2 separate regions of the Homo sapiens genome follow, and region 2 is linked to region 1. A link is a contact called in ENCODE Hi-C data. All regions are on one chromosome and are shown on one strand. Each heading gives the region's core, a stretch centred on a gene start or an enhancer-like site at or near the end of the contact. The rest is flanking DNA. Distances are from core to core; before and after follow the strand shown. Region 1 holds the start of C1QTNF9 (C1q and TNF related 9). Region 2 overlaps PARP4 (poly(ADP-ribose) polymerase family member 4).

The links. Hi-C counts contacts between places; a loop is a spot of excess contacts on that map. Pooled maps may share reads with other maps.
Region 2: a pooled map of adrenal gland shows a loop between it and region 1 (2.0-fold over the local background). The contact joins the enhancer-like site here to the promoter of C1QTNF9 in region 1. A Hi-C loop is called at or near these places in 2 of 168 maps with a recorded cell type or tissue (CD4-positive, alpha-beta T cell and colonic mucosa) and 1 of 50 pooled maps.

What each region holds. Positions count from the first base shown.
Region 1 is chr13:24,308,084-24,311,259 of GRCh38, forward strand. It overlaps C1QTNF9 (C1q and TNF related 9), which reads left to right and starts at 1,497. Exons shown (of 4, transcript NM_178540.5): 1 at 1,497-1,533.
Region 2 is chr13:24,493,620-24,497,310 of GRCh38, forward strand. PARP4 (poly(ADP-ribose) polymerase family member 4) reads right to left here. Exons shown (of 34, transcript NM_006437.4): 7 at 954-1,103; 8 at 1-114. Among named protein-coding and RNA genes, the nearest start is that of PARP4, 17 kb to the right of the region's middle. Within about 2 kb of position 1,697, at least 2 of the 41 ENCODE cell types and tissues checked have a DNase peak (open chromatin) inside an H3K27ac peak, as active enhancers do.

The DNA of each region.
Region 1 (3,176 bases), core at 247-2,746:
CTGGAGTGTGCAGACGTGGGAGAGCCCGGAATGGGGAGCGCGTGGCCGGTGGAGGCCCGAGGCTGTGCTTCCGTCGCTGGCTCTGAGGCAGAGGTCCAGGCCGGCAGGCTGCCCAGGTGGTCCTGTCTCAGAGCTCTCCGGGGCGCAGAGGCGCGGGAAGCGGGGAAGGGCCGGGCAGCGAGACGGGTGTCCCCAGCAGGAGGTCGGGGACCCGTCGCGCGTTCCGTCGGGGCCGCCTGCGGTGCAGGGGTCAGAGACCAGCCACGCGAGCAAGAGGGAGCCCGGCCAGAACTGCTGAGAGCCCCCAGCGGAGCTGGGACTCAGGGGCTCCTTGCGTTTAGCCACCAAGAGTGGGGGCAGGCTGCGGGGTGCCGGGGAGAAGCCAGATCTCACTCATTTTACACCGACTAATTAGATCCCGCCGCCCACCTGGGACCACGGCATTGTCATGTCCGCTGCACTGACGGGGAAATTGAGGCACGGGGGCGAGTAAGGCGGGAGAGGGAGTCGGCGCCGCCGAGCTGGGGCGAGCCCCGCACCCACCCGTACACTCGGCCTCTGCCCCTGCTCTGTGCGTGGGCTCCTGCTCTGTGCGTGGCCTCGCCGCCGAGCTGGGGTGAGCCCCGCACCCACCCGTACACCCGGCCTCTGCTCCTGCTCTTTGCGTGGCCTCCTGCTCTGTGCGTGGCCTCTGCTCCTGCTGCGTGCACTGCGGCATCTCGGGAAACCGGGCTGGGCTCCTCTGTCCTCTGGAAGCTACTGTAAGTTTTAGATAAATGTTACTACTAGACACGAGGAAAGTGAGTCCATGATTACTGGCATTGAACAAATGGTTGCACCGCGTTCTCCGTGGTAGGTGGAGTGTGTGATTGTGAGAGGGGAATGGACACTGAATCCTTACCTACACAAATGCCTAAACTCGTAAGGCATTACGACACACCCATCTGAAAATCTAATTAAGCGGTAGGAATTCTAATGGTCCGGGATCCAAATGAGACCCAGCCACTTAACAGTTAGCAGCCTTCAGTTTTGTCCTGTTGCCCGTAATTACCCCAAGGTCAGGGAGAAGCACTGAAGCAAAGGCATGAACATCACTTTGAAAAAGAAAGGAGTTAATGGGTGCAGCACACCAACATGGCTCATGTATACATATGTAACAAACCTGCACGTTGTGCACATGTACACTAGAACTTAAAGTATTATATATATATATATATATATATATGAAAGAAACCTGCCTGGGGCACTCCTTCCTTCAGACTCCCCTTGAAAGTATTCCCTCATTTCATTCAAAAGGATTTAACTTTTCTAAACTAAGTGGTGCTGGTAGAATATGCTACCTGATTTACGTGTTGCTGTAATTCTTGAAGCTCTTCCAAGACATCTTGGCCTTCCTCTGTTCCCTCCCCTTCCTGCTATTTTGCAGACATATCCACTGGGGAATTGTATGGCAGGAAGGCTGATTTTATTTAGCTGGCCCTTGATTCTTGGTTTGCACAGTATCTGGGTCCAGCCTGCAGCCCTAGGGTCCAGGTAAGTTCATCAGGAAAGGATTTCTTTACATTCAATTTAAGCCATCTAGGTCCTAAAACAACGCTTATATTATCTGTGGGATAATCCTGCTTAGTTATTTGCAAAATAGTCAGATGTCTATACAGTTTTGGGTAGGAAAGGGGTAAGCCGCTTTCAAAATTCATTCTTGAGGAAGAGGCTAAAGAGGAGATAAAAGCAGATTTTGAAATTCTTCTGCTGGAACTCTGCAATTGGCTGGGAGGAGAGAGAAAAACCATAGAATAAGTCATAAGAATAGTGGGCTTTTTTTCTTTTTTTCAGATGTAGTCTTGCTCTGTCGCCCAGGCTGGAGTGCAGTGTCATGATTTCAGCTCACTGCAACCTCGCCTCCCGGGTTCAAGCAATTATCTGCCTCAGTCTCCCGAGTAGCTGGGATTACAGACATGGGCCACCACACCCTGCTAATTTTTGTATTGTTAGTAGAGATGGGGTTCCACCATCTTGGCCAGGCTGCTCTTGAACTCCTGACCTTATGATCCAACCGCTTTGGCCTCCCAAAGTGCTGGGATTTTTTTTGAGACAGAGTCTCACTCTGTTGTCCAGACTGGAGTGCAGTGGCAGGATCTCAGCTCACTGCAAGCTCCGCCTCCCGGGTTCACACCATTCTTCTGCCTCAGCCTCCTGAGTAGCTGGGACTACAGGAGCCTGCCACCGCGCCTGGCTACTTTTTTTTTTTTTTTTGTATTTTTAGTAGAAACGGGGTTTCACTGTGGTCTCGATCTCCTGACCTCGTGATCCGCCTGCCTCGGCCTCCCAAAGTGCTGGGATTACAGGCATGAGCCACCACGCCCGGCCTATGATGGATCTTTTTAAGAGAGCTTTCTAGAGAAGCTTATAGATTATTTTGCACAAATTTTAATGTGTACTTTTTTTTCCTGATCAGGTTCATCATATTCAGATTGTACACATTTTCATTTTTATGGCTATGCTAATTTACAGTGCAGGAAAAAAATAACTGTCAAGATATGTTGAAGAAGGCTGGGCGCGGTGGCTCACACCTGTAATCCCAGCACTTTGGGAGGCTGAGGCGGGTGGATCATGAGGTCAGGAGATCAAGACCATCCTGGCTAACAAGGTGAAACCCCGTCTCTACTAAAAAACAAAAAATTAGCCAGGCGTGGTGGTGGGCGCCTGTAGTCCCAGCTACGCGGGAGGCTGAGGCAGGAGAATGGCGTGAACCCAGGAGGCAGAGCTTGCAGTGAGCCGAGATCGCGCCACTGCACTCCAGCCTGGGCAACAGAGCGAGGCTCTGTCTCAAAAAAAAAAAAAAAAAAAAAAGATATGTTGAAGAAATGTATAAAGTGTGTAATATAGAGAGTGCATGGAAGACAATATATTCGATGAAGGCAGCCTAGAGCTATTTTGACTCTTAGATCGTCAGATCCGGGAGGGCATTCGTCCTTTCCAGTGCATGCAGGAGGAAGCTGAGGCTCTGAGGTTTGGAAACCCAGGAGATATCACTCAGCTGATTTCTAGCAGGTTTACATTAAATCTTAGTTTTGGAGAGTTAAGAATCTTGAGGAGTGATAACCTTGGCTGTAGAATTAAGGATATGATGTTCTTGGAGAAAATTAATCAGGAAGAGGGCACTGGGTGACCATTTA
Region 2 (3,691 bases), core at 447-2,946, 190 kb after region 1:
TGGCTTGAGAAGCATGTGTTCCAGGTGGCCCAGGGCCTCTGCCCAAATCATCTCTACTAAATCGCTCACCTCTTGGCTCAGAGTGCTTGAATTCATGACTTCCTCCAAAAGCAACTACAATAATAAAATAGAAATGCCACCAAAAAGTCATCATGTGTGAGTTTGTGTAAAACTTACATGGGCCAACGAACAGAGGTGTGAGGAGAAATAATTGATTAGAGCCCAGGAGAGTCATCCCCAGCCAGGTAACTAAATCCTTTCTCTACTAGATCCTCCCTCTGTCTTCCTCCATTCTCTCTTCTCTGATTCCCTCCTACCCGCTTTTCTTCCTGTTCTATTTTTTTCCTTCACCCTGTAAGCTCTAGGCCTGTCAGTAGTAGTCAACACACGAAGTCAGGATTAAGGACCCTTGACTCATGGCCTAGGTTGTAAAGACATCTCCCAAAAGCTGGGAGGGTCTGCTGCTGAAATAAGCAATACATCTCCTGTCTTGTTCTAAAACACATTCCCCACTCAACTTCCATGCCTTTCTATGAGTTCAGATTTCCTTTTCTGAACTCCTCCTCTTCCCTCCTGACATTTATTTATTTACTTGAGACAGGGTCTTGCTGTATTGCCCAGGTTGGGGTGCAGTGGCATGATCATAGCTCACTGTAACCTCGAACTGCTGAATTCAAGTGGTCCTCCTGCCTCAGCCTCATGAGTAGCTAAGACTACAGGTACACCACCATTCCTGGGTAATGTTTTTCAGTTTACGTAGAAATGGGTCTCTCTATGTTGCCAAGGCTGGTCTTGAACTCCTGGCCTCAAGTGATCCTCCTGCCTTGGCCTCCCAAACTGCTGGGATACAGGCATGAGCCACGAAGCCTGGCCCAGTCTTTTATTTGTAATAGAGAAAACATTTCTATTAAAAATATTCAATCAACAACAAAAAAATTATAAATCAATCTCACTGCTTGCAATTGTTCAGATGCTAATTGGGTTGCTTCAGGTGTGAAATGTTCTCTTAGTAGAAATCCTTGTTTCTTCAGTTCTTCAATGTAATTTTCAAAGTATTCACTTGCATCTTCAGAGGTTTTCTTTATAGCAAACTGTCTTCTAGTCTGTGAATTATGGTGTATAGCAAAAGTACAGTCATTATTTACATATCTAGCTTTATTGAACATAAATAAAGCAGTAGGTCCTTGACATGAAGAAGCTTAGAAATTAGTTTTTTTCAAAGAATTACTTAAATTTTAAATTCTTTTTCTTTTCTTTTTCTTTTTTTTTTGAGACAGGGTCTTGCTCTGTCGCCCAGACTGGAGTGCAGTAGCACAATCTCAACTCACTGCAACCTCCACCTCCTGGGTTCAAGCGATTCTTCTGCCTCAGCCTCCTGAGTAGCTGGGACCACAGGCATGTGCCACCACACCTGGCTAATTTTTTTTGTATTTTTTTGGTAGAGATGGGGTTTCAACCATGTTGGCTTGAATAACTCTTGACCTCAAGAAATCCACCCACCTCGGCCTCCCAAAGGGCTAGGATTACAGGCGTAAGCCACCATGCCTGGCCAGAATTACCAAAATTTTAAACTCTTAATAGCCTAAAACCTGGAGGTAGAGGGGAAAAAGCTTGAGAATGCACAGCAGACAGAAAAGATCATTTGTTTCACTGGAGAGTTACTCAAAGCTTCCTTCCAAGTCTACAGACTCCTTACAAACCAGTCTAACTAGCTTGTAAATCTGGTTTTCCAGCTTTTTGGAAATGAGAAAAAAAAAATCTGGAGGGGAAGGGGAAGAAAAGAAAAATACTTCAGAAAGGAAGAACTGTTAGAGACGGGCACACAGCGAAAATGAAATCACAGCCAGTAGACAGGCAGGAAAGTTATTAGGTCATGCACATGTTAAAGGCTCCAGCTCCTCCCTCATCCCAAACTGCCTGTGGAGGCGGCACTTTCTGCTCTTCTGGGCAACTCCTGCCTCTGTAGTAGGCAGTGATCCTAACATTAACCCCAGGAAAATCTGGAAGAACCTGCCCCAGCTCAAAGCCATGGTGTCCTTGTAGGTGTTGGTTGAGCCCCTGGCTTGGGGGTGTGGACCCCTGGGAAGCCACACTACTCAGGATACCCATAAGCCGCCCTCCCAGATAGGGGGGCCGCAGGATGCCTCTGAAACTTGGAAAATAGGAGTGCCTGTTGAAGTCACTCCATTTAAGACGGTAGAGTTTAACATAATTTTGGAAGATTCCCATCAAAATGGTTTTATTAAGCAGAAGGGCAGGCTGGAAAATCCTCTTCAGCAGAACGGTGGACTGAGGCTCACTGCTATCAAGGTGGACAGGCTTCTCTGCTCAGCAAACCAGGCTCACCCAGGGGTGCTCTACACAGACTCGGGCTCGCTAAGGGAGGAAGGCACCCTGAGGGATGTCCTGGCCTACACGATGCTACGGTTTTCTTTCTCAATGAAGAAAACAACGACACATTCTATCATCTCTACAGACTCGGGCTTGCTAAGGGAGGAAGGCACCCTGAGGGATGTCCTGGCCTAAACGATGCTATGGTTTTCTTTCTCAATGAAGAAAACAATAACACATTCTATCATGTTTTTCACCTTCATTTTTACTTACTTCTTACCCAAACAACTATATCCTCCACAAAATCCAGTATGCATTTCAGGGTACAAGGGTAACAAAACCCTTTCTCCTTCTTGGACACATTTGACCATGGATTAGCTTTCTAGCTCTGTTCCCATGGAAATCTGATAAAGATGGCATGTCAGCTGTAATAGTAGGCAAAATTGCTTATGTAATTGTGGCCTCTCATTGATAAATTGCATTGATACTGGGGGCTCAATGGTGGGAAACCCAAGCTTTGGGCTTGTCAGAGAGCAGTGACTCATATAATTGGGTATGTCCCTTGAGGGCATCTGGAACCCGAGACAATGCTACAAGAGCTATGGGCTCTTGTGGGGTAGGGCTTCCAAGCCAAGTGGATCTCACATCCACCTGACGTGAGTCTCTTTCTCTTGTACCTGAGCTGACACTCAGAGTGGGAACAAAGGGAAAAGCTCCTGGAGCCTGTGTGGGCCTCTGTGAGGGCCACTCTCACGGAGAAGTGACTGTTTCCTGGCCCAAGACAGAGCTGTAGGCAGGACGCAGTGGCTCATGCCTGTAATCCCAGCACTTTGGGAGGCCAAGGCAAGCAGATCATGAGGTCAGGAGTTCGAGACCAGCCTGGCCAACATGGTGAAACCCCGTCTCTACTAAAAATACAAAAATTAGCCAGGCGTGGCAGCGCATGCCTGTAATCCCAGCTACTCAGGAGGCTGAGGCACAAGAATCGCTTGAACCTGGGAGGCAGAGGTTGCAGTGAGCCGAGATCGCACCACTGCACTCCAGCATGGGCAACAGAGTGAGACTCTGTCTCGGGGAAAAAGAAGAAAAAAAAAGATAGATCTGTAACTCTGAATGTCTACTTGAGAAGGCATCCTGGTGGGTGTTGCAGCATTTTATTTGAACTTCAGGCATTAATTCTAAATTTATTTTTGTTTCATGATTGTTTTAGATTGGAACTGTGCTCTTGACCTGATACTGACCTAGGGCAAAGGTATGGCCTCTGCAAAGCCTCCTTTGTTGTTCCCAGGGCTCTGTGACCTTGAGCCCTCAATACCCCATATATATATTCAGGATTGGAAATGTCACAGTGGATTGTAAT